2 separate regions of the Homo sapiens genome follow, and region 1 is linked to region 2. Evidence: read pairs that join two places in POLR2A ChIA-PET (ENCODE). Cell type or tissue: PC-9. All regions are shown on one strand. Links, peaks and the distances in the headings refer to the core of each region. The heading gives the core; the rest is flanking DNA. Region 1 overlaps VMP1 (vacuole membrane protein 1). Region 2 overlaps RPS6KB1 (ribosomal protein S6 kinase B1).

Evidence for each region. ChIA-PET counts read pairs that join two places held together with the same protein. Peaks named below come from ENCODE experiments on the same cell type or tissue, not always from the same donor. Only the 100,000 strongest peaks of a DNase experiment are listed, where the experiment ranks them.
Region 1: POLR2A ChIA-PET joins it to region 2 with 12 read pairs; 2 of 35 experiments call an interaction of 5 or more read pairs at or near these places.

The regions. Positions count from the first base shown.
Region 1 is chr17:59,719,698-59,735,790 of GRCh38, reverse strand. It overlaps VMP1 (vacuole membrane protein 1), which reads right to left. Exons shown (of 12, transcript NM_030938.5): 2 at 4,269-4,370; 3 at 318-453. The coding sequence starts at 4,344. Among named protein-coding and RNA genes, the nearest start is that of VMP1, 20 kb to the right of the region's middle. In PC-9, for the core only: no CTCF peak of the experiment used is centred there; a DNase peak (open chromatin) is centred at 6,230; H3K27ac peaks cover 2,577 bases.
Region 2 is chr17:59,908,880-59,924,337 of GRCh38, reverse strand. It overlaps RPS6KB1 (ribosomal protein S6 kinase B1), which reads right to left. Exons shown (of 15, transcript NM_003161.4): 2 at 13,727-13,776; 3 at 11,534-11,654; 4 at 9,635-9,703. It also overlaps the pseudogene RPS29P21. Among named protein-coding and RNA genes, the nearest start is that of RPS6KB1, 23 kb to the right of the region's middle. In PC-9, for the core only: no CTCF peak of the experiment used is centred there; no DNase peak of the experiment used is centred there; H3K27ac peaks cover 110 bases.

The sequences.
Region 1 (16,093 bases), core at 4,154-9,153, 180 kb after region 2:
GACCTGATTTCTCCCAATGGTAAAATCAGGAGAGAAAATAAAAATCGTATTTTTCAGTGTTCTCCACTGCAGATTCAACATGAAAAAACAGTGGACAACTGTGATAATCCAGTAAGCAAACAGCAAATAGCAATGTCTTTCCCTAATCTATTTTTCTTCAACCTAAAGAAAGGAGAATAAATATGTTCCTATGGTAATATTCTAAAGGTAATTAATCCATTTTGATGGAGTAGAGGGCAGAAAGTAAGAGATTACTGAGGATTTTTTAAATGAGTAAATGAGGTGTATGTAAAAGGTAGTGGGAGAAGACTCTTTACTTTGAGGTCCATTCCTTCAAGATTACAAGGATTTCCAGAGAAAAATACTGCAAGGTAATGAGCGGCTGTCTCCACAGGACAATATTCTGCCTTTCTTCCCGCTCCCTCCTCTTCTTTTCATTCACTGAAGAGGGGTCTGAAAAACAATAGTGCAGAGATTAAAACAGAATTTCTAACATTTATGCTTATTCTCTTCAATCACTTTAGATGAAAAGAGTTTTATCTCCCAAATAACAACTAATAGCAAGTCCTAGAGTCTTGTGAAAAATGGCAACTAGTAGTACCTATAATCTCAGCACTTTGGGAGGCTGAGGAGGGCAGATCACTTGAGGTCAGTAGTTCAAGACCAGCCTGGCCAACATGGTGGAACTCCGTCTCTACTAATAATACAAAAATTAGCTGGGCATGGTGGTACACGCCTGTAATCCCAGCTACTCGGGAGGCTGAAGCACAAGAATCCCTTGAACCTGGGAGGCAGAGGTTGCAGTGAACTGAGATTGTGCCACTGAAGACCAGCCTGGATAACAGAATGAAAGAGACTCTGTCTCAAAAAAAAAAAAAAAAAAAAAAAGGCAACCAGTCCCAACTCAGCATAGAAAGAAGATGAATGACAGTAGTTCCCCCTTATCTACAGTTTCAGTAACACATGGTCAACTATGGTCTGAAAATAATAAATGGAAAATTCTGAAAATAAGCAATTCATAAGTTTTATTGTTTTAAATTTATTTTTATTTTTTTAAGAGACAGGGTCTCCATTCCGTTGCCCAAGCTGGAATGCAGTGGCATAATCACAGCTCACTTTAAACTCCAACTCTTGGGGTCAAGTGATCCTCCCACCTCAGCCTCCCAAGCAGCTAGGACTACAGGTGTGTACCACCGCACCCAACTAATATTTTTGGTTTTTGTGGAGACACAGTCTCACTACGTTGCCTGGGCTCATCTGAAACTCCTGACCTCAAGTGATCAGCTCGCCTTGGCCTCCCAAAGTGCTGGAATTACAGGTGTGAGCTACTGCAGCCAAGCCCCTAAGTTTTATATTGTATGCTGTTCTGAGTAGTATAATAAAATCTTGCCAGTCCTGCTCCATCCAGCCTAAGACCTGATTCATCCCTTTGTTTAGTACATCCGCGTTGTATATGTTACCCCATTACTATATACAGAACAACACAGTGTTTTTTCCTATATCCACTAGGGGTCATGGAATGTATCCCTCATGGATAAGGGGGCTACTATATTATAGTTGCCATTTCTTAATCAGTGTTACCTAGAGAACAACTGAGGCAAAACCAACTCCCTGCCTTGATAAACATCAGAATCTTTTGTAGAGGATGTCCTAAAGAAATGGTACTGAAAATTCCAGCAGTTGAATTTGGGATAGAGCTATAGATTTTGGGAAAATTACTGAAATAAGTCTAAATTGGTCCACCTTCTATGAAGGGCATTCTATCAACCTAGGATCATATTACAGAACAAAGTGGTTTAGATCGCAAAAATGGTGAGGCAAACTAGTTGGTTCCAATCCTGGCTCTGCCTTCTATTAGTCACGTGATCTTGGGCAAGTTAGTTAATACTTTTGTGACTCAGTTTTCTCTTCTGTAAAATGGGGATCACAATAGTACATACTTTTCAGGGTCATTTTAAGGATTAAATGAGCTCATATATGTAAAGTTCTCAGAAGAGTTTAACACTTAGTAAGTGCCCAATTAAGTTTAGCTATTAATTGTCACCATCTATTGAAATTACAAAATGCTTTTGTTTTTGTTTTTTTTGAGACAGGGTCTCATTCTGTTGCCCAGGCTGGGGTGCAGTGGTAGCATGATTTTGGCTCACTGCAACCTCCACCTCCCTGGTTAAAGCGGTTCTCCTGCCTGAGCTTCCCGAGTAGCTGGGATCACAGGCATCTGCCACCACGCCCGGCTAGTTTTTTTTTGTATTTTTAGTAGAGATGAGGTTTCATCATGTTGGCCAGGCTGGTTTCAAACTCCTGACCTCAAGTGATCCACGCACCTCCGCCTCCCAAAGTGCTGGGATTACAGATGTGAGCCACCACGCCCAGCACAAAATGCATATACACTGTAAACCGGTAATTCCATTTCTAGGAATGATTAGGTATAAGGTGAAATGACTTGCACAACTTTATTGACCACAGCATTATTTGTACTAGCAAAAAATAATCAATAACTTATATATTACCAATAGAGGACAGAAGAGTGATTAAAGTACAGCACACTCGTACAATGGAAAGAAAAACTAAGCAGCCATAATAAAGAATAAATTTTTTTTTTTGGGGGACAGGGTCTTGCTCTGTCACCCAGGCTGGAGTGCAGTGGTGTGATCGCAGCTCACTGCAGCCTTGTGGGCTAAATCGATACTCTCACCTCAGTCTTTCCAGTAGCTAGCTAGAACTTGAGTAGCTAGCTAGAACTACAGGCGCATACGATCACATCCAGCAAATTTTTAAAATCTTTTGCAGAGATGAGGTTTCCCTGTGTTGTCCTGGCTGGTCTCAAACTCCTGGGCTCAAGAGATCCTTCCGCCTTGGCCTCCCAAAGTGTTGGGATTACAGGCGTGAATCACCACGCCCAGCCTAAGAATCAGTTTTTCATGTACAGTTATAGCATAATCTCTAAAATATTAAAAAACACCTGGTACAGAAGAGTAAGTTTGACATGCTAATGTTAATTTTAAATTCCAATGGGGTGAGCAGAAGAGGAAGAATATACAAATGTATGTGCTCTCTAAAAGGAAAGAAAAAAATAGCACACAAAAGCTCCTAATGGGAAGACACTATGATGTATGCAATGCCCATCTCTGAATCCTGAAACTCTTGGTGAAATTGCCAAGTTTACTGACAACCAAAGTAACCCAAAAGTCAGATCAGTGCTGCAAAATGTCCTCTGCAAGGCAATATGGTGATTAACAAACAAATGAGGCCGGGCGCGGTGGCTCATGCCTGTAATCCCAGCACTTTGGGAGGCCAAGGTGGGTGGATCACCCGAGGTCAGGAGTTCAAGACCACCCTGGCCAACATGGTGAAATCCCATCTCTACTAAAAATACAAAAATTGGCTGGGCGTGGTGGCGCATGCCTTTAATTCCAGCTACTCGGGAGGCTGAGGCAGAATTGCTTGAACCTGGGAGGCGGAGGTTGCAGTGAGCCAAGATCGCACCATTGCACTCCAGCCTGGTGACAGAGTGAGATTCCGTCTCAAAAAGCAAACAAACAAACAAACAAATGAAAACTACTATTTCAGATTCCTTGCACTTCCTCTAAAAGTAGAGGATTGCTGTGAAAATATTACCACACTAGAGTATTATTTGCCATGTGTTTGAGATGTCAAACAATTCAAAAGCTAAAAAAAAAGTATGATTACAACAAAAGTAAAACTTTTTTTTCATTTTCCTTTAAATGCATGAAGGAAAGTTTCTACTTAAATCATCCATATTAATAAAAGTCATCATTTTCAGGGTAACTGTATAAACAGGAGTCAAATACACTGAAATTTACCACAAATTCCAATTTGGTTAAAATATGAGTTTATTCATCTCAAACGATAATTTTAAAATAAATTTTTAAATAATATTCACATTCTAACTTTTTTGATAACTGTATATTTAAGAACAGTGTAGTAAGTTTATAATCTACTTCTAGAATTACAAAATAGCACAATAAAATTGAGCACTGAGCAAAGCCAAATAAACACTGACCATACTATAAGATTAACAAGTAATAATCTTGTACTTGGAACACTGTTTATGTGATTGTGGCCAGGCTCCTTCTGCCATCACTGTGAAATATCACCTTACAGGCCCTGACTGACCCATAATTTAATTTACTAAGAAGATAATATAAGATTAAAAATAAAAGAAGTAATATATCTCTATTTTATTCCAATGAAAAGTATATCATTTAAACCCATAGCACTCCTCCCTGCAAACCATCAAAATTTACCTGTGAAATTTCCATTATGATGTTCCTTGTTCATTGCTACACGTCTCTGGTCACAATTTTTTCCATTCTCTGCCATTTCATAGATCAGTAACTCTTGAGGAGCTAATACAGCAAAATAAAATCCAGCAATACATTACAAACTTCTGCTGTGTAGCTGTGACTGAATAAAACTGAATACAGGAATAACATCACAGTAATAAGCCACATGATATGTATGATGTGTTTACACTTTTTTTCTTTTATAACCAAAATTTGAACAATTTAGTTATTCTATTGAACAATTTATATAGATATTCTAATACAAATAGTAAAAATATAAAAGCCATATAGTTGTAAACCTTTTCCTAGTAGTTATTTCAGGGATCTTCCAGATTGAAATTTGGAGGTAATCTGTCCACAGAAGGAGGATATCAAGCACTAGTAACTCCAAATGTTAACACACTATAAAGTCTAACTCCTTCTAATTTACAATTAAATATCATACTACTGTGTACTCAAAATTAATCTTATCATTTTACCTTTTTACAGTTTTCTTTCATATTCCCTTTAACATTATTATATAAAAATAGAATATACTACAAAAGATGCTGCAACTGTTGATACATAAATCTAAGATCATAGACCAGTTTTATTTAGGAAACAATTCTACTGAATAAAATGATATGGGCAAAAAAAAAAACCAAACTTGAAATGTTTAAGATAGTTAAATGTACTTTATTTATAACATGCTTCATTTCATACTACAGGTATCAGTGCTTTTACTTTAATGTAATACAACATATAAAAACCAGATTGCCTGTGATTGTATCATTCTTCAGGTGTTAGTAAAGCAAAACTTTCTACTCAAAAAGCACATCACTTCAATAAAAGGCTAAAATGCTGAGTCCTTAATACAATAAATGCTGAGTCCTTAATACAATATTAAAACTTGCCCAGACACTTATAAAAAGACAACTGGGGCCGGGTGCAGTGGCTCATGCCTATAATCCCAGCACTTTGGGAGACCAAGGCAGGATGATCACTTGAGGTCAGGAGTTTGAGCCCAGCCTGGACTACACAGTGAGATCCCATCCTACATAAGATAAATAAATTAGCCAGGAGTGATGACCCATGCCTGTAGTTCTAGTTGCTCAGGAGGCTGAGGTGGGAGGATTGCTTGGGCTCAGGAGTGAAAGGCTACACTGAGGTATGATTGTACCACTGCATTACAGCCTGGGCAAAAGGGAGACCCTGCTTCAAAAAAAAAAAGAAAGTGAAAATAAATACAACCCACAGGAGAAAGTATTTACAAATCACATATATTTCATAAGAAGCGTGTATCGGGCCTGCAAACTCTTACAACTCAGTAATAAAAAGCAAATAATCCAATTAATAAACGGACAGAGGAGCTGCACAGATATTTCTCCAAAGATACACAAATTGCTAATAAGCACATAAAAAGATGTCTAACATCTTTAGCCATCAAGGAAATGCAAATTAAACCACAATGAGATACAATCTCATACCTGTTAGGATGGTTATAGTAAAAGACAGATAATAGACCAGGCGCAGTGGCTCACGCCTGTAATCCCAGCACTTTGGGAGGCCAAGGCAGGCAGATAGTGAGGTCAGGAGTTCAAGACTAGCCTGCGCAACATGGTGAAACCCCGTCTCTACTAAAAATACAAAAATTAGCCTGGCGTGGTGGTGGGTGGCTGTAATCCCAGCTACTCGGGAGGCTGAGGCAGGAGAATCGCTTGGACCCCCGAGGCGGAGGTTGCAGTGAGCCAAGATCGTGCCATTGCGCTCCAGCCTGGGTGACAGGAACAAGACTCTGTCTCAAAAAAAAAAAAAAAAGAAACAAAAAAAAGATAATAATAACAAGTGTTAGTGAGGATGTGGAGAAATCGGAACTGCTGGTGGGAATGCAAAAGAGTTCAGCTGCTTTGGAAAACAATCTGTCAGTTCCTCAAAAGGTAAAATACAGTTACCATATGACTCAGCAATTCAGGAATGTTCATAGTGACACTGTTAACAGACCAAAGGTTTTTTTTTTTTTTTTTTTGAGATGGAGTCTCTGTCGCTCAGGCTGGAGTGCAGTGGCATGATCTTGGCTCACTGCAACCTCTGCCTCCCGAGTTCAAGTGGTTCTCCTGCCTCAGCCTCCCAGGTAACTGGGATTACAGGTGCCCGCCACCATGCCTGGCTAATTTTTGTATTTTTAGTAGAGACGGGGTTTCACCATGTTGGTTAGGCTGGTCTTGTACTCCTGACCTTGTGATCTGCCTGCCTCGGCCTCACAAAGTGCTGGGATTACAGGCGTGAGCCACTGCGCCCAGCCTATAACCCAAATGTCTTATCAACTGATGAATGGATATAGGAAATACGGTATATGGTATACCCAAACAATGAAATATTAGCCATAAAAAGAAATAAAGTAGTAATACATACTACTGCATCAATGGAGTCTGAAAATATGCTAAGTGAAAGAAGTCAGTCACAAAAGACTACTTGTTATGATTCCCATTTATATGAAATTTCCAGAATATGCATATCCATGATAACAGAAAGTGGATTAGCAGATGAGCTGGAGAAAAATGGGGAGTAGCTGCCAATGAGTTGTGAGTTTTTTTCTGGGGTGATGATAATGTTCTAAAATTGTTTTGATAGTTGCATAGATGTGAATATACCGTTTAAATGGGTGAATTATATGATATGTGAATTATGTTTCAATAAAGCTGTTTAAGAATAGTCACCAGCAGGAACTATCCAAACTTCCAAATATTCATAGGAAATATATGTTATGAATACATATGAATAATATATTCATAGATTATAAATAAATAAATAAATAAATAATCTCATTTATTCATTCATTCATTTAGTTATGTTGCCCAGGCTGGTCTCGAACTCCTGGCCTGAAGCGATCCTCCTGCCCCAGCTTCCCAAAGTGGTGGGATTCCAGGCATGAGCCACTACCCACGCGTCTCTATATTTAATAGAAGACCCAAGAGTATTAGGAGTATTCTCATGGCCAAGTGGCTCAAATTTTTATATTTTATGAGCGGATTCAGTGACAATTTAGAATTCAAAGTCAGATATATGAGTTAGGGGGTTATATTATTAAGAAAGAAAATTCATGAAGTCACTTGATAAGATGCTTGTATAAGGTTTGTTTACCTATTCACTGAACAAATACTAACTGAACACTTTGTATGTGCCAAGAGTCATGCTAGATTTATATTTAGCTGATCAGAATATGATATGGTCATGGGTCCAATCTTCCTGTAGTTTGATAGCTGGTGCTAATTTATTCCTTGTCTAAACTCTAACTATTGTAACTATTTTCAAAATTTATGCCTCATAAAGGAAAACAAGTGAAAGCCTATAAAAATCACTAGAAAAAAAAGCACACATTCATCACTGTAATATTCTCCTTTTTAAGATACAATCCATTTGTGTATACCTTTGTTTTGTTGTCTTCAATGCTGAATAAGCAAATAAACACATCAAGAAATAAAATATAGGTTTCTATTAGTATAGATAGCCTTAAGTAGACAATCATAAGATTTAAAATCTGAAAAATCTGGATTTGATCCCAGATTTGCCACTGATTAGTTGTGTGATCTTAAGCAAAGTTTCATTTTCTTTAGTCCTTCATTGTTTGGATTCACAAAATGAGGACAATAATTGCCACTTTCAAATGATTGATGTGTAGATGAAATAATCTATGTATGCATGTGTATGTTTGTTGATACGCATGCATGTGTGACTATAAATACCAATACATCAAAAGAGTAGGAGGTAATAAACGTACAAAATGCCTAAACTATAAAAAACAACTTCACAGCACATGCCTCATTGTTATTGTATCAGTGATGCCAGTGTTGTTCATTCAGCTCTCATTTTAAAAGTTCGGGGGTCTCCAATGGGCACTGAGGATACAAATATTAATAGGATAAGGAGGTCCCTGTCCTCAAGAGGATCACAGTCTGGTAAAGAAGCCAAATGAACACAAGAAATCAATTATAACAGAATGGGATGAAATAGGCATTTTAATAAAATTAGATGAAAAGACAATGTTTTAGTCAGGTCTTAAGAGTCTAACAGGGCCAGGCATGATGGCTCACGCCTGTAATCCCAGCATTTTCGAAGGCTGAGGCGGGCAGATCACGAGGTCAGGAGATCGAGACCACCCTGGCTGACACGGTGAAAGCCTGTCTCTACTAAAAATACGAAAAAATAGCCAGGCATGGTGGCGGGCGCCTATAGTCCCAACTACTCTGGAGGCTGAGGCAGGAGAACGGCATGAACCCAGGAGGCAAAGCTTGTGGTAAGCGGAGATCGCGCCACTGCACTCCAGCATGGGCGAGACAGAGCAAGACTCCGTCTCAAAAAAAAACAAAAAAAAACAAAAAGTCTAACAGACTGGAGAAATTTGTAAATCTCTCTAAACATCAGTTTTTCTTAATTTGTAAAACAGAGATAACATGACACACATCAGAGGGTTGAGGATTAAACAAGATAATGTACATAAAATACTAACATATTGCCTCACCTTTCACGTGACCTCAATATATACTAGCTATTATGAAGATCGTGAAGTAGAAAGCACTATCGGAGCTCACAGGACAAAATATTCAGACCAGTTCATAGAAGCTTAAAGTTTGACTCTGCAAACTTAAGTCATACTTGTGTGAAGATTCAGCCAAAAGATAATGTAGCCCAAGCAATTACAAAACAATAACAACAAAAACCAAAGATGCTAGAGCATCACAATAGGTTTACAAAATGGAAATCTATTTCACAAATCTGAATTTTATTAATAAAAAAATCAACTGAGGATGTTTGAAATGGAACCATATAAAAAAGTTAATGATTTTCCATCTGCCAGTCATTTAACTTGAAGCTATACTTAAGTTCTGCAAATACTTAAAACTATGTGGGTTTGGCCAGGTGTGGTGGCTCATGCCTGTAATCCCAGCACTTTGGGAGGCTGAGGCGGGCAGATCACCCGAGGTCAGGAGTTCGAGACCAGCCTGGCCAACATGGCGAAACCCCGTCTCTACTAAAAATACATAAATTAGCTGGGTGTGGTGGCTTGCGCCTGTAATCCCAGCTACTCGGGAGGCTGAGGCAGGAGAATCGCTTGAACCCAGGAGGTGGAGGTCGCAGGGAGCCGAGATTGCACCACTGCACTCCAGCCTGGACAACAGAGCAGGACTCCATCTCAAAAAAAACAAAAAAAAAAACAAAAAAAACTATGTGTGTTCATATTCAGCCAAATCCTATAGGCAATATCTTTTAAAAAATATTTTGAAGATATTTAAACATTTGTAAATATCTAAATATATGATAAATATTTACAAATAAGATATTTAAGGATATTTAAGATATTTTAAAGCCAGCCATTCATCTCTATCACAGTAAGTAAAATTTATTTAATTTGTGATGAAAAGATAAACAGGGCACAAAAAGGTTTGCCTTATAAATAACATTCTAAAACCTTTCTCCTACAAAACACTGATAATTGAACTCATTTGCCCCTATTTACTCTTTCCCATAGTGTCATTGTTTTACCCAAAACATTTTGGGTCTATGAGTGCGTACTTATAACAATGGTATTGCACAATTATTTGAAGGTTTTGTTTTTAAGCTATTGCAACAGGGGTTTTCATTTGAGCAAATAATGTGCTCTTACACAACGTGCTAAAAAAGAACAGCATACTGACATTTCCTTCTCCAAAATTCTCTCTGGAAAACATAATAGTCTGAAATTTTGTTTTGTAAGAAATAACCCAGGGAACTAAGTTATTTTCATCAGTCTATTTCTTCATAAACAAAATAAATTTGCAGTTTAAAAAACAACTTTTCAAAACCTTCTTGCCATTCCCAAAAGAAGGAAATATAGCATAAGGCCAAACAAGAGAGCCACTGAGGTTCTAAACAGTTAAGCTTATAAAAGCATCAAAACCCTTTTTTTTTTTTTTTTGGCATTTTGACCATTTAGCATGATTTAAAACCATCCCAAGTATGAAACAGCCAAAATAAAAGACCCACTAGTGTTTTAATAGTTAAGCTTATAAAAACTTCAAAGCTTTTCTGCATTTTAACCATTTTCTAAAGGATTTAACATTTTTCCTTGCCTTTCAAAATTCCCTTGAAAACATCCTCACTTTGCCTCTTCTTCCCCCAATCATACGTACTGTAAAACTTTGTAAAACTGCAGTGCCTCCAGAATCATCTGCATTCTTATGATCTGTCTAAGAAGCTGAACATAACTGAAGAAAATCACACAATTACAAAGCCACTTCAAATTCTTAATTCAACAAATATATACCAACGGTCCATTATGTGCCAGTTATTATTATTATTATCATTATTATTTTGAGACAGTCTCGCTGTGTTGCCCAGGCTGGAGTGCAGTGGCACAATCTCGGCTCACTGCAACCTCTGCTTCCCAGGTTCAAGTGATTCTCCTGTCTCAGCCTCCCAAGTAGCTGGGACTACAGGCACCCACTACCACACCTGGCTAATTTTTGTTGTTTTTTTTGTTTTTTGTTTTTGTTTTTTTTTTTGAGACAGAGTCTCATTCTGTCGCCCAGGCTGGAGTGCAGTGGCACCATCTCGGCTCACTGCAAGCTCCACCTCCCGGGTTCATGCCATTCTCCTGCCTCAGCCTCCCGAGTAGCTGGGACTACAGGCGCCCGCCACCAGGCCCGGCTAATTTTTTTGTATTTTTAGTAGAGACGTGGTTTCACTGTGTTAGCCAGGATGGTCTCCATCTCCTGACCTCGTGATCAGCCACCTCGGCCTCCCAAAGTGCTGGGATTACAGGCGTGAGCCACCGTGCCCTGCCTATTATTATTTTTGAGACAAAGTTTCACTCTGTTACGAAGGCTGGCGTGCAATAGCACAATATTGGCTCACTGCAACCTCTGCCTCCCGGATTCAAACAATCCTCCTGTCTCAGCCTCCCAAGTAGCTGGGACTACATGTGTGCACCACCACGACAGGCTAATTTTTATAGAGATGGGGTTTCGCCATGTTGTCCAGGCTGGCCTCAAACTCCTGGGCTCAAGTGATCTGCCCATCTCAGCCTCCCAAAGTACTGGGATTACAGGCTTGAGACACTGTGCCTAGCCCAGTTATTAAGATGCCAAAGCTCAAACCTAAAATTGATGATTCCTGCTAATAAACTTTTTTTTTACTTTGACAACTATTTCATTCTTTGTTTTTGCTCCCAAAACGTTTTACCCTCCTTTTTCCTTTCTTATTTTCAGACATTGACTTTCTTTTTTCTTTTTCTTTTCTTTCTTTTTTTTTTTTTTTGAGACAGGGTCTCACTCTGTCCCCCGGGCTGGAGTGCAGTGGTGCAATCATGGCTTACTGCACCCTCGACCTCCTGGGTTCAAGTGATCCTCCCACTTCAGCCTCCCGAGCAGCTGGAACTACAGGAACATGCTAACATGTCCAGCTAATTTTTGTATTTTTAGTAGAGACTGGGTTTCCCCATTTTGCCCATGCTGGTCTTGAACTCCTGGGCTCAAGTGATCCCCCTGCCTTGGCCTCCCAAAGTGCTGGGATTACAGGCATGAACCATATCCAGCCCTGTTACATTTTTTTAAATAACAAAAGCAGTGAGAGAATTCACCAATCCCACTACTATTAAGCCTACTAAAATATTTACACTTCACCCATGTCAGCATTTTTCTCTCTTTATGACTTGGCAGTGTCCTCTACTTACCAAAGGCCATTATGTCAATATATATATATCATTTCCTTCCTCCTTCTCAGGGACTTTGCTCCTTCTGTTCTCACTGTGTAATCAATCTTTACCCCTTTATTCTCACCAGAAAATTAAGTACTCAGTATTTCCCATTTTTCATTCCTTCTTCATAAACAGTGCTCAAAAGAGTTGCCGACATATACAGGCTCCACTTACTCATCATCAAATTTCTGCCTGATCCATTGTGATATGACTTCTGCTCCGACAAATAAAAATAAATTGCTTTTGTGAAGATTATCGATTACCTCCATTTGCCAAATCCAAAGGACATGTCTTACTGAATCTCTTACCTTCGCTGAACACAAGTATCCACTCCCTATTTCTTGAAATACTTTCATTTTTCCTCCTATTTCTCTGACGGCTCCCCCTGCTCTATGTCCTGGGGTTCTTCAAAGCCTGGTCCTAGATTCCTTTTTATGTTCCTTTATATTCTCTCCCTAATGATGTCACCTATTCACTCAGCCTTAAATACCCTCTACATACTGACAATTCTTTCTTTCAAAGGCAAAATGATGTTGCCATACTGCTTTATGAAAGTGCTTTATGAATATGCTGTAAGAATAATTAGAATCACAGAAGGAACTTTAGAGAATATCAAGCCTATTCTACTTATTCACAGATAAACATCTCAGAGGTAAGGGACTTGTATAATGTCACAGAACAAGTTAGTGACAAACCTGGAGGCAGGACCCAGATACAATGGTGATCTTAGGAGTACACTGACCTACTGGGAAGACAACCCCACCCTCCAAACTAAGTCAAAAATTATTTTTCTGAGAATTTTGAAAGGGACAAGCTCAATCTAGAAAAGTGAGGTAATGTAAGAGCTGGCCCCAAAATGTGATTTAGGAGTTAAAGACTCAAATCTTTTTTCCTGAGACAGTCTTGCTCTATCACCTAGGCTGGCATGCAGTAGAGCAATCACAGCTCACTGCAACCTCCACCGTCAGTGGAGCTATCACAGCTCACTGCAACCGCCACCTTCCAGGTTCAAGCCATTCTCCTGCCTCAGCCTCCCCACTAGCTGGGATTACAAGCATGTACCCCCATGCCCGGCTAATTTTTTTGTATTTTTTAGTAGAGATGGGGTTTCACCATGTTGGCCACGCTAGTCTTCAACTCCTGACCTCAGGCGATCTGCTAGCCTTGGCCTTCCAAAGTGTTGGGGTTATGGGCATAAGCCACTGTGCCCAGCCTAAGACTCAAATCTAATCAAATTGGGAGTACAGGTTGCTGTACGTTTTTTATGTTACACTGGGGGGCATTATTAGGCTGGGCTCATAACCATAAAATTATTAACTAAACTGCCTGAAAAAAATAATTTAAGGGGACTGGTTTTATGATAAAAGAGAAGTTCAACAAAACAAAATAGAAAGTCTATCTCCAGCACAGTGCAGCAGAAGTTAGCCTATATAAATCTCCTATCTACTGGGGCACACAGCATCATGATTACCAACGGCTTTGATCATCTTACCATCCACCTTTGAGTTCATGCTCCCAAATAGTATTTTGTTTATAATCTGACTTCTCATGCTGATTAGCTATAAGGAGAGTATATGCTTGTAATGGGCTGAATTGTGCCCCCCCAAATTCATATGGTGAAGTCCTAACACTCATGTGACTATAATTTGGAGATACTGCCTTTAAGAAGGTAATTAAAGTTAAATGAGGTAATAAGGGTGGTACTCTAATAAGGACTCACGTCCTTATTGGAAGAAGTACCAGACAGCTTTCTCTTCTACCTGGACACAGAGGAAAGACTATGTAAGGACACAGAGAGAAGGTGGCTGTCTGTAAGCCAGGAAGAGAGTCCTCACCAGAAATAAACCCTGCTGGCACCTTGATCTTGGACTTGCAGCCTACAAAACTGGGAGAAAAACAATTTCTGTTGTTTAAACATAGATGGGGTTTTGCCATGTTTTGTCTGTGGTATTCTGTTATGACAACCCTGGCAGAGCAATACAATGTTGATTAGTATAAATAAGGGTATCCAGATTGCAGAATTGTTTTGTTTTGTTTTGTTTTGTTTTGTTTTGTTTGTAGAGACAGAGTCTCACTATGTTACCCAGAGTGATCTTCTGGGTACCAAGTGCTCCTCCTGTCTCAGCCTCCCAAAGTGCTGGGATTACATACAGGTGTGAGCCATCTTGTCTAGCTAGACTACCTTTTATCCAGAAAAACCTGATGTATTTACTGTATGTGTCTTCAAACTGCAACAGTGACTAATCTAGCATCAACATACCCTGTTAATCTTACTTATTATCATCTTCATCATGACCCATTTTATAGGGAAAAAGGAAAACTTGGTGGCTGAAAGCTGCCAATACGTCCTGACTTACTAGTTTTAGGTTAAATAATTTGCATTTGTGCATATTTGTAAAATATCCCCATCCTTATTTTTCTTTTTTGAGACGGAGTTTCGCTCTTGTCGCCCAGGCTGGAGTGCAATGGGGCGATCATGGCTCACTGCAACCTCCAGCTCCTGAGTTCAAACGATTCTCCTGCCTCAGCCTCCCGAGTAGCTGGAATTACAGGTGTGTGCCACCACACCCAGCTAATTTTTGTATTTTTAGTAGAGACAGGGTTTCACCATGTTGGCCAGGCAGATCTCAAACTCTTGACCTCAGGTGATCTGCCCACCTTGGCCTCCCAAAGTGCTGGGATTACAGGTGTGAGCCACCGCGCCCGGCCCCCATCCCTATTTTTATATCATGTTTTTGTTTTGCTTTGGGGGACTCTCAACAAGTTAGCTTCTCTACTTTAAGATAATTTTTTTTTTTTGAGATGGAGTTTCGCTCTTGTTGCCCAGGCTTGAGTGCAATGGCACAATCTCGGCTCACCGCAACCTCTGCTTCCCGGGTTCAAGCGATTCTCCTGTCTCAGCCTCCCAAGTAGCTGGGATTACAAGCGTCTGCCATCACACCTGGCTAATGTTTTGTATTTAGTAGAGACGGAGTTTCACCACGTTGGTCAGGGTGGTCTGGAACTCCTGACCTCAGGTGATCCACCTGCCTCGGCATCCCAAAGTGCTGGGATTACAGGTGTGAGCCACCACGCCCAGCCAAGATAAATAATATATAAGTGCACTACACAGTGACTGGCACATAGCAGTCGCTTAATGTTAGTTTCTCCATGCTGTTTAATATTTTTAAATGCAGTATCATACCCATCAATCTCCATGCTTCTCAAATGTCACAATTTTCCAAAAAAATCATGGTAAATGCTGCCCTGAGTATTCACTTACAGGTACTTCCTTTCCATATTAGTATGCTATACAAAAGCCTATGTAACTGGTTTCCATAGCCTACATAACAGAAGTAGCCACAGATTTAGAACAATCTTAGTTTATGTTGAATAACAAAAATGAATTATTATTCATCAATCTAAACATCTTGAAATGTAAGACAAGGACAATCCGTCAAAAATTATTATGAGGTAAAAGGGTTCTAGTCTATCCACATAGCTAAAGTAAGATGAAATAATCATTTTTAATGAGAGCCACTTTTCAAAATTCAATAAAGTAGCAATAATTTTTGAAATCTGTGATGATACAATGTCAGTGAGATTCCTAGATGTAGGAGTAAATCCAAGTATTCCTAGTCTGTTTAAAATGTTGAAATGTCCTCAAACAGAAATCTAACACATATTCTTGACCTTCAATGGCATCTACTTTGCACCGAGTGCACGTATGTAAGTTAGTTTTGTTTGTAAGAATGAGGTTGCTGAAACAAATCTTATAGGTCTGTGGATGGGGTTGAGAACACAAACCGGGCAGAAGCATAACTCAAACATCAAATAATTTTCATTTTGAACACTTATATAGATACAAGAAATGCATTAAAAGAGTGTAACAGACCTTAACTGCAGCTGAAGCATTTAAAACAGAGTTAACATTAAATGTGGGGTTTTTTTTATTTGTTTCCTGCAGAAGTGCTTAGAAAACACTGCAAAAATCAGCTCACAAAGGTTCTTTGTAGGCTGTATATCCAGTGCTAAGACTATAATACTCCATTCATTTTAAACATTAGTCACACTTGTAATACAGAAACAATGTGCA
Region 2 (15,458 bases), core at 10,414-15,413:
TTTTTTTTCTAGACAGAGTCTCACTCTGTCACCCAGGCTGGAGTGCAGTGGCATGGTCTCAGCTCACTGCAACCTCCGCCTCCCAGGTTCAAGTGATTCTCCTGCCTCAGCCTCCCAAGTAGCTGGGACTACAGGCACCTGCCACCACACCTGGCTAATTTTTGTATTTTTAGTAGAGATGGGGTTTCACCATGCTGGCCAGGCTGGTTTCGAACTGAGCTCATGATCCGCCCGCCTTGGCCTCCCAAAGTGCTGGGATTACAGGTGTGAGCCACTGCACCCAGCGAGAAAAAGATATTTAAGTAATTTTAGACTGCACACCCTTAGTGGCCTATATGTAAGCACACAAAAAATTGCAAAGAAATATTAAATCAAACTTAGTAGGTTTGTAGCTGGAAATACTATTGGTATTACAATTTTCATTATGCACATATTGTACAACTGAACAAATGAGTGCGTTTATGTTGTTACCAGAGTTCTTCTCACTGTAGAAAAAAAGGATATCCAAATATGAACTGAAAGAAGAATGTGGTCGGGCACGGTGGCTAACACCTGTAATTCCAGCACTTTGGGAGGCCGAGGCAGGTAGATCACAAGGTCAGGAGTTCAAGACCAGCCTGGCCAAGATGATGAAACCCCGTCTCTACTAAAAATACAAAAATTAGCCGGGCGTGGTGGCAGGCACCTGTAATCCCAGCTACTCAGGAGGCGGAGGCAGAAAACTGCTTGAACGCAGGAGGTGGAGGCTGCAGTGAGCCGAGATCACACCACTGCATTCCAGCCTGGGGGACAAAGCGAGACTCCATCTCAAAAATAAAAAAATAAAAATAAAAAAGAACGCTATGGAATTGGACTAGAATTAGGGCTAACAATATGAAGCACTTTGGGAAACCGAGGCAGGCGGATCACCATGTTGGCCAGGAGTTTGAGACCAGCCTGCCCCACATGGAGAAACCTCATCTCTACTAAAAATACAAGAATTAGCCACGTGTGATAGTACACACCTATACTCCCGTTACTCCAGAGGCTGAGGCACGAGAATGACTGGAACCTGGGAGGCAGAGGTTGCAGTGAGCTGAGGCAGCCTGGTGTCCAAGGGTGTGGTGAGCCATGATCATGCCACTGCACTCAAGCCTGGGCAACAGAGGAAGAACCTGTCTCACAAAAAAAAAAAAAGACCAGGTGCGGTGGCTCATGCCTGTCATCCCAGCACTTTGGGAGGCTGAGGCGGGCAGATCATGAGGTCAGGAGTTCAAGACCAGCCTGGCCAACATAGTGAAACCCCATCTCTACTAAAAATACAAAAATCAGCTGGGTATGGTGGCACGCACCTATCCCAGCGACTCAGGAGGCTGAGGCAGGAGAATTGCTCGAACCTGGGAGATGGAGGTTGCAGTGAGCCAAGACCACATCGTTGCACTCCAGCCTGGGCACCAGAGTGAACCTCCATCTCAAAAAAAAAAAACAAACAAATTTTTTTAAAAGAGAGTATAGGGCCAGGCGCAGTGGCTCACGTCTGTAATCCTGGCACTTTGGGAGGCCAAGGTGGCTAGATCACGGGGTCAAGAGATCGAGACCATCCTGGCCAACATGGTGAAACCCCATCTCTACTAAAAATACAAAAAATTAGCTGGGCGCGATGGCGCACGCCTGTAGTCTCAGCTACTCTGGAGGCTGAGGCAGGAGGATAGTTTGAACCCGGGAGGCAGAAGCTGCAGTGAGCTGAGATCACACCACTGCACTCCAGCCTGACTTCATCTCAAAAAAAAAAAAAAAAAAAAAAAAAGGAGTATAAAAAAATCTTTACAGACTAATGACAATATAGAAAAAATACAGAAAAAATAGAAAAGTCTCCATTTTATAATCACTACAGTACAGTAATATTTGGGCAAGAAACAATCCAGATAAAACCATTAAGTAAAGATTATTATAGGACAGAATATTCACACCGTTTCTATCATTCCACAGATCACTTGTTAACTACAAAAGGAAAAAGAGGCCGGGAACGGAGGCTCAAGTCTGTAATCTCAACACTTTGGGAGGCCGAGGAGAGCGGCTCACCTGAGGTCAGGAGTTTGAGACCAGCCTGGCCAACATGGTGAAACCTCGTCTCTACTACAATTACAAAAATTAGGCAGGCGTGGTAGGAGGCACCTGTAATCCCAGCTACTTGTGGGGCTGAGGCAGGAGAATCGCTTGAACCCAGGAGGTGGAGGTTGCAGTGAGCCAAAATTGCACCACTGCACTCCAGCCTGGGCAACAGAGTGAGACTGCTTCTCAAAAAAAAAAAAAAAAAATGCCCTTATTCTTAGGAGATGTATAGATGAAATTAGGGGTGAAGTGCTATGAAATCTGCAGTTAACTCTCAAATTGTACATGAGGAAAATTTATTAACTAAAATTTATTAACTAAAGGGCTTAGGGCCAAAAAACAGGCATTGTAGGAATCAAGTAAGTCAAAAGTGAGAAAGTTATTGTTCTATGAAACCGCAATATTTCAGAGGTGGAGAACACCTTTGGCCAAAGGTTCTAAAATGTACAGTGGGAGGTGAACTAATGCCGTAGGCAATAGTATTTTGCTTCCATGGTATATTTTTGCTGCAACTGGTAGGGTCGGGTGATGGCTGTTGATAGTCTTTTCCTCACTATTCCACTCTAAGCAAATACCTGAATGGTACCATTCCTATAAGAAGTAAACAGTCCCAGGAGAACTAATAAATCCAGACAGAATGTCCAGATTGAAACAACTCACTTAAGGGGATACCTGGTTCTACTCTGATTTCATCTTAAAGTCTGGGGGAAGAGGTATACACTTACCACACACTCAGGTCAGAGGGGTTAGTACTCTGCCTCCAGGATAATTAAAATCAGAAGGAAGGAACTCAAAGGGAGCCTATAGTCATCTTACTTGGGGATTTAGAAATGAAAGCCCTGAACTTAACCCTAATGACATCTTTATTTTCATTATTTTTGCTATGAGCTTGCTTTCAAGGACAAGGAAGGAGACAGTATCAGATCCTCTAGCCAGGATTAAGAAAAGAACCCCAAGAATGGGAAACAATGGCAACCAAGCAAAAGCAGAGGCAAACAGCTTAGGTCCTGGATCCCTGGGCCCCAGAATGAGGCCTGACACTTAGCAGTAATTAAGTCTATGGATTTCCCAATATACCACCCCACCCACCATGAGTGGGGAAAAAAAACAAGCACTCTTTTTTTCACTAGATACCTGTGCCAAAAACATACTTCACCCAAGATCTAATTATGCCTAATATGGTCAGGCCTGATTATCCGACATAAATAACACATCACAAGGAATGAATCAGTTAAGAATCTTGACCAGAGGCTGGGCGCAGTGGCTCACGCCCATAATTCCAGCACTTTAGGGGGCTGAGGTGGGCGGTCACTTGAGGTCAGGAGTTTGAGACCAGCCTGGCCAACATGGTGAAACCCTGTCTCTACCAAAAGTACAAAAATTAGCCAGGCGTGGTGGTACACACCTGTAGTCCCAGCTATTTGGGAGGCTGAGGCCCTAGAATCACTGGAACCCAAGAGGCAAAGGTTGCAGTGAGCTGAGAACGCTCCACTGCACTCCAGCCTGGGTGATGTAGTGAGACTCTGTTTCAAATAAAAGAAGAAATCTTGACCAGTACTTCTTTTCACATTTCTGGGACAAGCACTATTATGCTGCCTTCAATTCTATACCTAACATGTTTTACAGATTAAAAAATCATTAATCTAAAACAATTCCAACAGGAAAGTCAAATAGCTGATATCAATGTCAACCCACTGAAGAAGAAACTGATGTGAAGAATAGCTAGATGGCTTTTTAAAGACAATTACCAATAAAATTGTGGTCACAGTATTTGTTCCTCAGCTTTCAAACTGAGGAGTCATTTATACTGCTTAAATAAAAATCAGCAAGAAGGACCAAAGTTTTACAAGTCTTATAATTTTTTTAAAAAGTCACTTTGATTGTCTTTAAAGTAGTTCTCCACTGGAACTTTTGTTTTAAGACAGTGGAGGCCGGGCGCAGTGACTCATGCCTGTAATCCTAGCACTTTGGGAGGCCAAGAAGGGTGGATCACCTGCGGTCAGGAGTTCGAGACCAGCCTGGCCAACATGGCAAAGCCCTGTCTCTACTAAAAATACAAAAATTAGCTGGGTGTGGTGGCGGGCACCTGTAATCCCAGCTACTCAGGAGGTTGAGGCAGAAGAATCACTTGAACCCAGGAAAAAAAAAAAAGACAGTGGAATCTTTTCAGTAATCAATCCCAAACAAGAATAAGAAAACAAACACACACATAATCCATCAGTAAAACTAGAAGACATGTGGAATCCCACACCTGAAAAGACAGAGTGGGGATAAAGCAATGGTCCATGATGTAGCAGAGTGGGGTAAGATCAAACCTAAGTGCCTGCAAAGGGGAATACACAAAAGAAGTTGAATCTATCTATAGAACCCCAGCAAGGTTCAAACATTAGAGGAAAAATTAGAAGGAAGGGAAAAAATTAAAGGAACTGAAGACTGTAGAAGGCAGAAGGTGGAGTGCTAAAAACAGGGAGATCATCTACAAGTCTGTGTAAGGAACAGACAGACCAAAAAGGCTCCCATCTCCATACTAAGTCGAAGAACTAACCCTAGGAGAGTTAAATTCCCCGGGACAAAAAAAAAAAGTGAAAGATTAGATCCACAGAGTAAAGTACTAATGTAAAAACTCGAGTTTAGTGAAAGTCCGCGTGTTGAGAGGTAAGATCTCCATCTTCTCTCACTCAGCTCCAGAATGCTTTTTCCAGGCAAATGAATGGCAGAACTTTCTTAGCACCAACTGATCCTCCCCAGAAAAAAAAAGATCTACAGACAATATTTACTTATTTATTTATTTGAGATGGAGTCTCGCTCTTGTTGTCCAAGCTAGAGCACAATGGTGCAATCTTGGCTCACTGCAACCTCCACCTCCCAGGCTCAAGCGATTCTCCTGCCTCAGCGCCCCCAAACCAGCTGGCCAGGCTGGTTTTGAACTCCTGACCTCAGGTGATCAACCTGCCTCAGCCTCCGAAAGTGCTGGGATTACAGGCGTGAGCCACCACACCCAGCCCTACAGACACTATTATTTGAAGTTGTTGATCAAGTGCCAGCTAACCACTTGACTACCCTGCAGAGAAGCTTACACACACAGAACTTCTGATCAGCTTTTCAGAGTTCTACTCTTAAATATGAATAATCAGGCCAGGCGCAGTGGATGGGTTATTGAGGCCTAGGTGGACAGATCACTTGAGGTCAGGAGTTCGAGATCAGGCTGACAACATGGCGAAACCCTGTCACTACTAAAAATGCAAAAATTAGCCAGGCAGGGTGGCACATGCCTGTTATCCCAGCTACTTGGGTGGCTGAGGCACAAGAATCGCTTGAACCCAGGAGGTGGAAATTGCAGTGAGCCGAGACTGTGCCACTGCACTCCAGCCTAGACGACAGAGCAAGACTCCAACTCAAAAAAAAAAAAAAAAAAAAGAATAATCAGTGAATGACACCAGACATCTAAAGAAGGCCTCTAACATGGAACAAAGTGACTAAAACTGACTAAATCAAAGTCAAAGAAAACAGAAAGTCAAAAAAGAACATGCGTAAAACAAAAGAACATTTCAAATAATTATAATTAAACTCTCAGAGAGGCTGGGCGTGGTGGCTCACACCTGTAATCCCAGCACTTTGGGATGCCGAGGTGGACGTTTTGCCTGAGGTCAGGAGTTCAAGACCAGTCTGGCCAACATGATGAAACCCGATATCTGCTAAAAATACAAAAATTAGCCAGGTGTGGTAGCGGGCACCTGTAATCCCAGCTACTCAGGAGGCTGAGGCAGGAGAATCGCTTGAACGCAGGAGGCAGGGGTTGCAGTGAGCCAAGATCGCACCACTGCACTCAAACCTGCACGACAGAGTGAGACTCTTGTCTCAAAAAAATAATAATAAACATTAAAAAAAAATAAAACTCTCAGAGGGGTAAGAGAAGATATTATACTCATTAAACAGGTTGCTATAAAACAAAAACAACAGAAAGAATTCTGGAGAATCACAAATACAACAGCTTTAAAAAAAAATTTAGTCAAATGGCTGGGCACAGTGGCTTACGCCTGTAATCCCAGCACTTCAGGAGGCCAAGGCGGGCGGATCACCTAAGTCAGGAGTTCGAAACCAGCCTGACCAACATGGAGGAACCCTGTCTCTTCTAAAAATACAAAATTAGCCGGGCATGGTGGCACATGCCTGTAATCCCAGCTACTCGGGAGGCTGAGGCAGGGGAATCGCTTGAACCCAGGAGGCGGAGGTTGCGGTGAGCCAAGATTGCGCCATTGCACTCCAGCCTGGGCAACAAGAGCAAAACTCCATCTCAAAAAAAAATTGAGTAGAAGAAAGTAAACAAGACAAAGAAATGGAAACGTGGAAAAGATAAGAAAAATTAGATGATCGGTCCAGGAGATCCAACATCCAACTAATTGCAATTCCAAGAAGAGAAAACAGTGGGAAGGAAATTACCAAATAAATCACATAAGAAAATTTCCTAGAACTGAAAGACTAAAGCTTTAAGATTAAAAGAATAAAAATAGGCTGGGCACAGTGGCACATGCCTGTAATCCCAACACTTTGGGAGCCAAAACAGAACAACTGCTTGAGGCCAGGAGTTCCAGGCCAGCCGGGGAAACACAGGAAGACCTTGTCTCTACGAAACATTTTAAAAATGAACTGGGCGTGGTGGCATGCATCTGCAGTCCTAGCTACTCAGAAGTTGTGGCAGGAGGATCGCTTGAGCCCAGGAGTTACAGGTTACAGTGAAGTATGATCACACCACCACACTCCAGCCTGGGAAACAGAGTGAGACCCTGTCTCTTAAAAATAAATAAATTAATTAATTTAATTAAATAGGCCGGGCGCAGTGGGCCATACCTGTAATCCAATCCCAGCACTTTGGGTGGCCGAGGCGGGTGGATCACTTGAGCCCAGGAGTTCAACACCAGCCTGGGCAACATGGTGAGTGCCCATCTCTACATTTTTTTTTATTAGCCAGGCCTGGTGGTGCGTGTCTGTGGTCCCAGCTACTCAGGAGACTGAGGTGGGAGGATAGCTTGAGCCCAGGAATTTGAGGTTGCACTGAGCTATAATTGTGTCACCGCACTCCTGTCTAGGTGACAGGGCGAGACCCTATCTCAAAAACTAACTAAATAAAAATAATAATCAAAGTCAAAGCAACACACATCACTATAAAAACTTAGATCAGAAATAAAGAGAAAATCTTAAATATTTCCACAGAAAAAATAGGCCATGTGTAAACGACTGGGAATCAGAATGCCAAAGCACTTCAACAGAAACTCTCAAGAATAGAAGAAAACTGAGCAAAATTCTAAGTGAAAATAATTTTCAACTCCAATAACATAAACAATCAAGTAAATAAAAATGTAAAGAAATTCTCAAATATGCAATATGGATATATTTTTATTATAAATGTATCTTTATATACCTTGTCTGAGGGAGCCACTAGTATAGTGTCACCAAAACAAGGACATAAACTAAGAAAAAGGGAAAAAATGAAGATATGGGATCCAGGAAACAAAAGATCCAACACTGAAGGAGCCAAGAGGATTCCAGGGTTGTGGTGAAGAAAGAGTCCAGTCATAACAGTTGTGACTAAAGAGCTACCACTCCAGATGGGAACAGGTGGATAGAAAGTTCCTAAGATATGCCTCTGGGAAATAAATGGAACTGATAGATTATCTTATAAGCCTGATCAAAGAACATTAGACTGAAAGGTGTTTTACAAAGTTGTTGGAAGACATCAGAGGACAATAGTAGATTCAAAGAAAGCAAAACAAAATGAGAGGATGAGGATAAAGGAGGGTGAAGTAAACAAGAAACAAATCCTTAACTCGCATAAAAGAAAGTTAATACTGCCAGGCTCGGTGGCTCACGCCTGTAATCCCAACACTTTGGGAGGTCAAGGCGGGCCGATCCCCCGAGGTCAGGAGTTCGACACCAGCATGCCAATATGGCGAAACCGCATCTCTACTAAAAATACAAAAATTAGCCGGGTGTGGTGGTGGGCGCCTGTAATCCCAGACACTCAGGAAGCTGAAGCAGAGGAATCGCTTTAACCTGGGAGGTGGAGGTTGCAGTGAGCTGAGATCACGCCACTGCACTCCAGCCTGGGCAACAGAGTGAGGCTCCGTCTAAAAAAAAAAATTGAAAACTGCTGAATTAAAAAGATAGCAGTTGGCTGGGCATGGTGGCTCATGCCTGTAATCCCAGCACTTTGGGAGGCCAAGGCGGGCAGATCACCTGAGTTCGAGACCAGCCTAACCAACATGGAGAAACCCCATCTCTACTAAAAATACAAAATTAGCCGGGCGTGGTGGCACATGCCTGTAATCCCAGCTACTAGGGAGGCTGAGGCAGGAGAATCACTTGAACCTGGGAGGCGGAGGTTGTGGTGAGCCGAGATCACTCCACTGCACTCCAGCCTGGGCAACAAGAGCAAAACTCTGTCACAATAAAAAAAAAAAAAAAAAAAAAAAAGATAGCAGTAGGCCAGGCGCAGTGGCTCGTGCCTGTAATCCCAGCAGTTTGGGAGGCCGAGGCAGATGGATCACCTGAGGTCAGGAGTTCGAGACCAGCCTGGCCAATATGGTGAAACCCCGTCTACACTAAAAATCCAAAAATTAGCCAGGCGTGGTGGTAGGCGCCTGTAATCCCAGCTATTAGGGAGGCTAGGGCAGGAGAATCACTTGAACCTGGGAGACAGAGGTTGCAGTGAGCTGAGATTGTACAACTGCACTCCAGCCTGGACAACAGAGTGAGAGTTCATCTCAAAAAAAAAGAGATGGCAGTACATGCTTATTACTTAGAAATAAGGAGATCAGAAACAGTGAAGAGTTACCTCAGCAAAGAATTGCAAGAGCTCTCTTTTCCACACTCACCAAGCAGAAATAAAAATAGGAATAACAGTAATGAAACATACCTCACATTCTAAAAAGTATTGCAACTGTGTTAGAAATACATTTTTTGCCGGGTGCGGTGGCTCATGCCTGTAATCCCTGCACTTTGGGATGCCGAGGCAGGTGGATCACTGAGGTCAGGAGATCAAGACCATCCTGGCCAATATGGTGAAACCCCGTTTCTATCAAAAATACAAAAAAGTAGCTGGGCGTGGCAGCATGCACCTGTAGTCCCAGCTACTCGGGAGGCTGAGGCAGGAGAATTACCTGAACCCGGGAGGTGGAGGTTGCAGTGAGCCGACATCGCACCACCGCACTCCAGCCTGGGCGACAGAGCGCGACTACGTCTCAAAAAAAAAAAAAAGAAAAGAAAATAAATACATTTTTTCTGTAAGAGACTGGGTCTTACTACATTGCTCAGGCTACCCTTGAACTCCTAAGTTCAAGCAATCCTCCTGACTCAGTCTCCCAAGTAGCTGGGACCACAGGTGTGCACCACTGTACCTGGCTTGAGATACATTTTTTTGACTGCAAATTTTAGGCCAAAATGTTACAACAATTAAAAATATGATATGATTGCTTCCCAGCCTTTTGGCTGAGATCAAGTGTAAAAATATGGTGTGTGAGGACTAAAAAGGGGGAGTGGAAATCACCTTTTTAAGCACCTTCATGGCAAATATTTTCCCAGTATTTGCTCCTGTTACTTTTCGTACTTGAAAAACCTGGATTAAAAAAAAGTGTGTGTTATTCAAAGGCAAACTATGTCAGGCATACTCCCTTAATTCCTAGTTATAAGAAACATATGCCACAGCAGTTTATATTATAAAAACTATGTGCAAAAATGATCAGCTAAAAGAACAGACCACATTAATGATCATGACTTTCCTGTTTGTTCTGCTGCCATCTGGTGGTAATGTTGGACAATGACCATCTAATAATAAACACTGTTACTTTATATTAATATATAAAATCCTACTTAGAACAAGCTATAAACAGTGTTCCCAGAGGCATAATACCACCTTAAAAATTATAAAATATTTCATAAATTTCTTTCAAGGTTGCTTGCCACTGCCCTTGCTTCACATAAAACTATTTAAAAATAGTTGGCAGTAAAAATTATAAAATATTTCATAAATTTCTTTCAAGGTTGCTTGCCACTGCCCTTGCTTCACATAAAACTATTTAAAAATAGTTGGCAGGAAATTACTGTTTACCTATTACTTAAAATAGTTTGTACTAATACTTGGCCCTCTGAATCTACAGGTTCAGCAGCCGTGGATTCAACCAACCGCAGAATGAAAATATTTGGGGGAAAAAACAATAAACAATACAAACAATAAAAAATAACACAAATATGGCCAGGTGAGGTGGCTCACAACTGTAAACCCGGCACTTTGGGAGGCCAACTCGGGTGGATCACCTGAGGTCAGGAGTTCAAGACCAGCCTGGCCAACATGGTGAAACCCCATCTCTACTAAAAATACAAAAATTAGCCGGATGTGGTGGCGCACACCTGTAATCCCAGCTACTCGGGAGACTGAGGCAGGAGAATCGCTTGAATCTGGAAGGCAGAGGTTGCAGTGAGCTGAGATCGTGCCACTGCACTCCAGCCTGCGGGAAAGAACGAGACTCTGTCTCAAAAATCATAAAAAATAAAATAAAAAATTAAGCATATGGGAGGATGTGTGTAGCTTATATGCAAATACTATGCCATTTTATATAAGGCACTTGAGCGTCGGCAGATTTTGTTATCTGCAAAGGTCTTGGAATCAGTTCTCCCTTACCCCTCCCCCATACTGAAAGACAACTATAAACATTTTCATGCAACACCTAAAACATGTGAGATTCAAAGTGCATGTGTTGCACATTCAGGATGATTAGAAATTACAATGTGTTCTTAAGCATAAGAATAGGCTACAAATGTCTGCTTTGCAAAAATTAACACTACACAATAGCAAAAATAATTCTTAAAACTTAATACTAACCAAGTTATTATCTAAATTATTTTGATAAGAGAATAGTTTGGTAAAAAGTTTTGTGGGCAGAACTCATAAAAGTGACGTCTTAAGTTGTAAAGCCTTGGGCAAAACTGTGAAACTAAATAGTTTTCTTCCCCCTTTTTATATTCCTTCAGCTTCCCCAATTCTATTGCTCCAGAAAACCAGTTGAGATTAAGGTCTCAGTAACAGATAACAACTCAGACTGCCATGTCTCTTGTAAGCAAGGAGGGCTTTATTTTTAAAGAGGATACCATTTAACCAAAGTAAAGAATGAACCCTTTAATAATAGACTTTGCCTGGTACAGTTGTCTATTTATGTATTCTATGAACCTTGACTGAGTACCTATTATGTGCCAGGCTTTTACATGTGTGGTGGTATGAAAAGAAGGGAAAACTGAACTTCTGTACATCCCTCAAACATACCAGCTAAGTGGTCATGATCACATCCTTTGCTGATAGCTGACAAAGACTGAAGATGACTGCTGGAACCAGGGCATAAAAATCAATCTATTCAAGACAGACAACAGCTCTCATTTCAAAAATATTGCCTACCTTTCCATAGCCCCCTTTACCAAGTACCCGAAGTAGCTCAAAACATTCTGGTCTGATTTTTTCTGGCCCTCTGTTCACACTAGTTTCTGAGATTTCAAATTTCTCACAATGTTCCATGCCACTGGGAAGAAAAGCAAAACCAAAAATAAATTTGCAAAAAGTTAAATTACTTTCAGCATATAGTCAAGAAAAAGGAGACAGAGAAATGTAATCTAAGTAAGTAAAAGTAAAAAAGTACATGACACCAAATTATTTGTGCTCTAAACAAACAGAACAGCAGGTCAAGAGGAGGGTGGCCTGATAATCGTTTGCCTCCTTGTTCATAGAATGGGCAATCAATTATTTACTTATTTTTATAATTGTTTATTTTATGCATAAAGGGGTACTATGGTTTTTCATTGGGTAGATGCCTTGGATAATCCATTCAAGTAAGATCACTTAGTCCAACTTAATGAAATCTATATCCTTCGTTTACTGATAGAAACACTGGCGCACATATTGAGGCCGTATTTCTGGATCAGACCTTGCCAGTTTGAGCAGACACAACAAGAGCAAGAACCCTGATTGAATTTTCATGGGTGACTCCAATACAGCTGCTGGTGACCCATCTTGCTCTTAGGAGTGCAACAAAGTAAAAGAAGACAATTATTTATTTTCATAAGCATCAAGCACCCCAAAGCTAAGGTAAGTTAGAAAAAGTTCATTAAGTTGACAAAGAAAAAAAGTCTTGCAGTTATTCAAATTTACTTCATTGAAAATATCTATGAAATTAGGTATTATCCAACCTCATTTGGCAATGTCAGCAGAAAATCAGGGATCTTTCCAAAACTACCCAATTAGTTCACATCATAGTACAAAACTTCTTCTCTGTATCTGTTTTTTCAAGTTATTAGCTTGATTTAAAGAATCCAATGGGCGTGGTGGCTCATGCCTGTAATCCCAGCACTTTGGGAGGCTGAGGTGGGCGGATCACTTGAGGTCGAGAGTTCAAGACCAGCCTGGCCAACATGGTAAAACCCTGTCTCCACTAAAAATACAAAAATTCCAGCCTAGCCAACATGGTGAAACCCCGTCTCTATTAAAAATACAAAAATTAGCTGGGCGTGGTGGCAGGAACCTATAATCCCAGCTACTCAGGAGGCTGAGGCAGGAGAATCACTTGAACCTGGGAGGCAGAGGTTGCAGTGGGCCGAGATCATGCCATCACACTCCAGCCTGGGAACAAGAGCGAGACTTTGTCTCAAAAAAAAAAAAAAAAAAAAAAAACCCAACAAAAATTAGCCAGGTGTGGTGGTGCGCTCCTGTAGTCCCAGCTACTTGGGAGGCTGAGGCAGGACAATCGCTTGAACCCAGGAGGTGGAGGTTGTGGTGAGCCGAGATTGTGCCACTGCACTCCAGCCTGGGTGACAGAGGGAGACTCCATCTCCAAAAAAATAAAAATAAAGAATCCAAAAGGGGTAGCAATTGTCTCTGTCATTTAAATGCTTTCTACATGAGTGATCTATCTTCTCATTCTCCTCCTACACTAATGCTTTTTACTTGAGAGTACAATACAGAGCAGATTAATCACCATACTCACCTAATGGAGCTTGTCTAAAATGACTTAAGATTACATGAATTTCTTTTTTGTTGTTGCTGTTGAGACGGAGTCTCGCTATGTCGCCCGGCTAATTTTTGAATTTTAAGAAGAGACGGGGTTTCGCCATGTCGGCCAGGCTGGTCTCGAACTCCTGATCTCAAATGACCCGCCCACCTTGGCCTCCCAAACTGCTGGGATTACAGGTGTGAGCCACTGTGCCCAGCCGGATTGCATGAATTTCTGTTTGAATGACTGTATGAATTTCTGTTTGTATATTTAAGCAAAACAGAAAGCATTTGACTTTTTGAGGCATTTCTACAAATTTTTCTGTAAGAAAAGATTAAAACTGTGGCTCTTTAAACTAACAACTCAGATTCATATTTAGTACTCTGAATCTGAATTAATATCTTTTCCTCAAAATCCATACATAATCTCAAAACTCTGATAGGTTATATTGATCAGATTTTGGTGCCAAATTCAATACATCGAGTTGATAAATATGACTACATATTTAAGAACAGGTTACAGGAATCACATGATTGCTACGAAATAGAACTGATAAAACCTACTTGTAAGAAAGACAACACAATGAAAATCTCTTCATATAAACTTACAGTTCATATGGTCCAACTCCCCCATGGTCCATGCTTTCATTTAACTGACCCTGAAAAATATGTTAAAAGTTTCAGAAATAATCTAATAAACATAAAATTTAAAGGTTTAATTCTTTGTCTCATAACTGAAAGAGAATGAATGAAATAAACCAGCCTAACAATTCTCTTATACTTCAACAACAGGCAAATATGGTAATGAACAAAACACAGTACACAAACAACACTATGGGAATTTCACTCTAAATTATTTTACAAATAGAGATGAGGTCTTTCTATGTTGCCCAGACTGGAATGCAGTCAATAGCTATGAAGGGGTATGATCATAGCATACCAGAGCCTTAAACTCCTCAAGTGATTCTTCTGCCTCAGCGTTCCAAGTAGCTGGGACTATAGGCACCCGGGTTTTTTTTTTTTTTTTCTTTTTTGAGATGGAGTCTCACTCTGTCACCCAGACTGGAGTGCAGCGGTGCCATCTCAGCTCACTGCAACCTCCGCCTCCCAGGTTCCAGTGTTTCTCCTACCTCAGCCTCCTGAGTAGCTGGGAGTATAGGCATGTACCACCATGCTTGGCTAATTTTTGTGTATATATATATATTTTTTGAGATGGAGTCTTGCTCTGTTGCCCAGGCTGGAGTGCAGTGGCGCCATCTCGGCTCACTGCAACCTCCACCTCCCAGGTTCAAGTGATTCCCCTGCCTCAGCCTTCCGAGTAGCTGGGATTACAGGTGCCTGCCACCATGCCTGGCTAATTTTTTATATTTTTAGTAGAGATGGGGTTTCACATATTAGCCAGGATGGTCTTGATCTCCTGACCTTGTGATCTGCCCACCTCAGCCTCCCAAAGTGCTGGGATTACAGGCGTGAGTCAACACTCCCGGCCCTAATTTTTGCATTTTTAGTAGAGATGGGGTTTCATCATGTTGGCCAGGCTGGTCTCGAACTCCTGACCTCAGGTGATCCGCCCTCCTCGGCTTCTCAAAGTGCTGGGATTACAGGCGTGAGCCATCACACCCGGCCCCAGCTTTTGCTTTTAATTTTATATGACAGGCTGGGCATGGTGGCTCACACCTGTAATCCCAGCACTTTGGGAGGCCGATGCGGGCAGATCACGAGGTCAGGAGTTCGAGACCGGCCTGGCCAATACGATGAAATCCAGTCTCTAATAAAAATACAAAAATTAGACGGGTGCGGTGTCGCATGCCTGTAGTTCCAGCTACTCAAGAGGCTGAGGCAGGAGAATTGCTTGAACCCAGAAGGCAGAAGTTGCGGTGAGCCGAGATCACGCCACTGCACTCTAGCCTGGGCAACAGAGCAAGACTCCATCTCAAAAAAAAAAAAAAAAAAAAAAAAAAAAAAAAAAAAAAAAAAAAAAAAAAAAAAAAAAAGCCACGTGCGGTGGCTCATGCCTGTGGTCCCAGCAGTTTGGGAGGCCGAGGCGGGCAGATCACCTGAAGTTGGGGGTTCGAGACCAGCCTTACCAATATGGAGAAACCCCATCTCTACTAAAAAAATACAAAATTAGTCGGCCGTGGTGGCCCATGCCTGCAATGCCAGCTACTCGGGAGGATGAGGCAGGAGAATCACTTGAACCTGGAAGGCAGAGATGGCAGTGAGCCGAGATCGCGCCATTGCACTCCAGTCTGGGCAACAAGAGCGAAACCCTGTCTCAAAAAAAAAAAAAAAAAAAAAAATTTGGCCGGGCGCGGTGGCTCACGCTTGTAATCCCAGCACT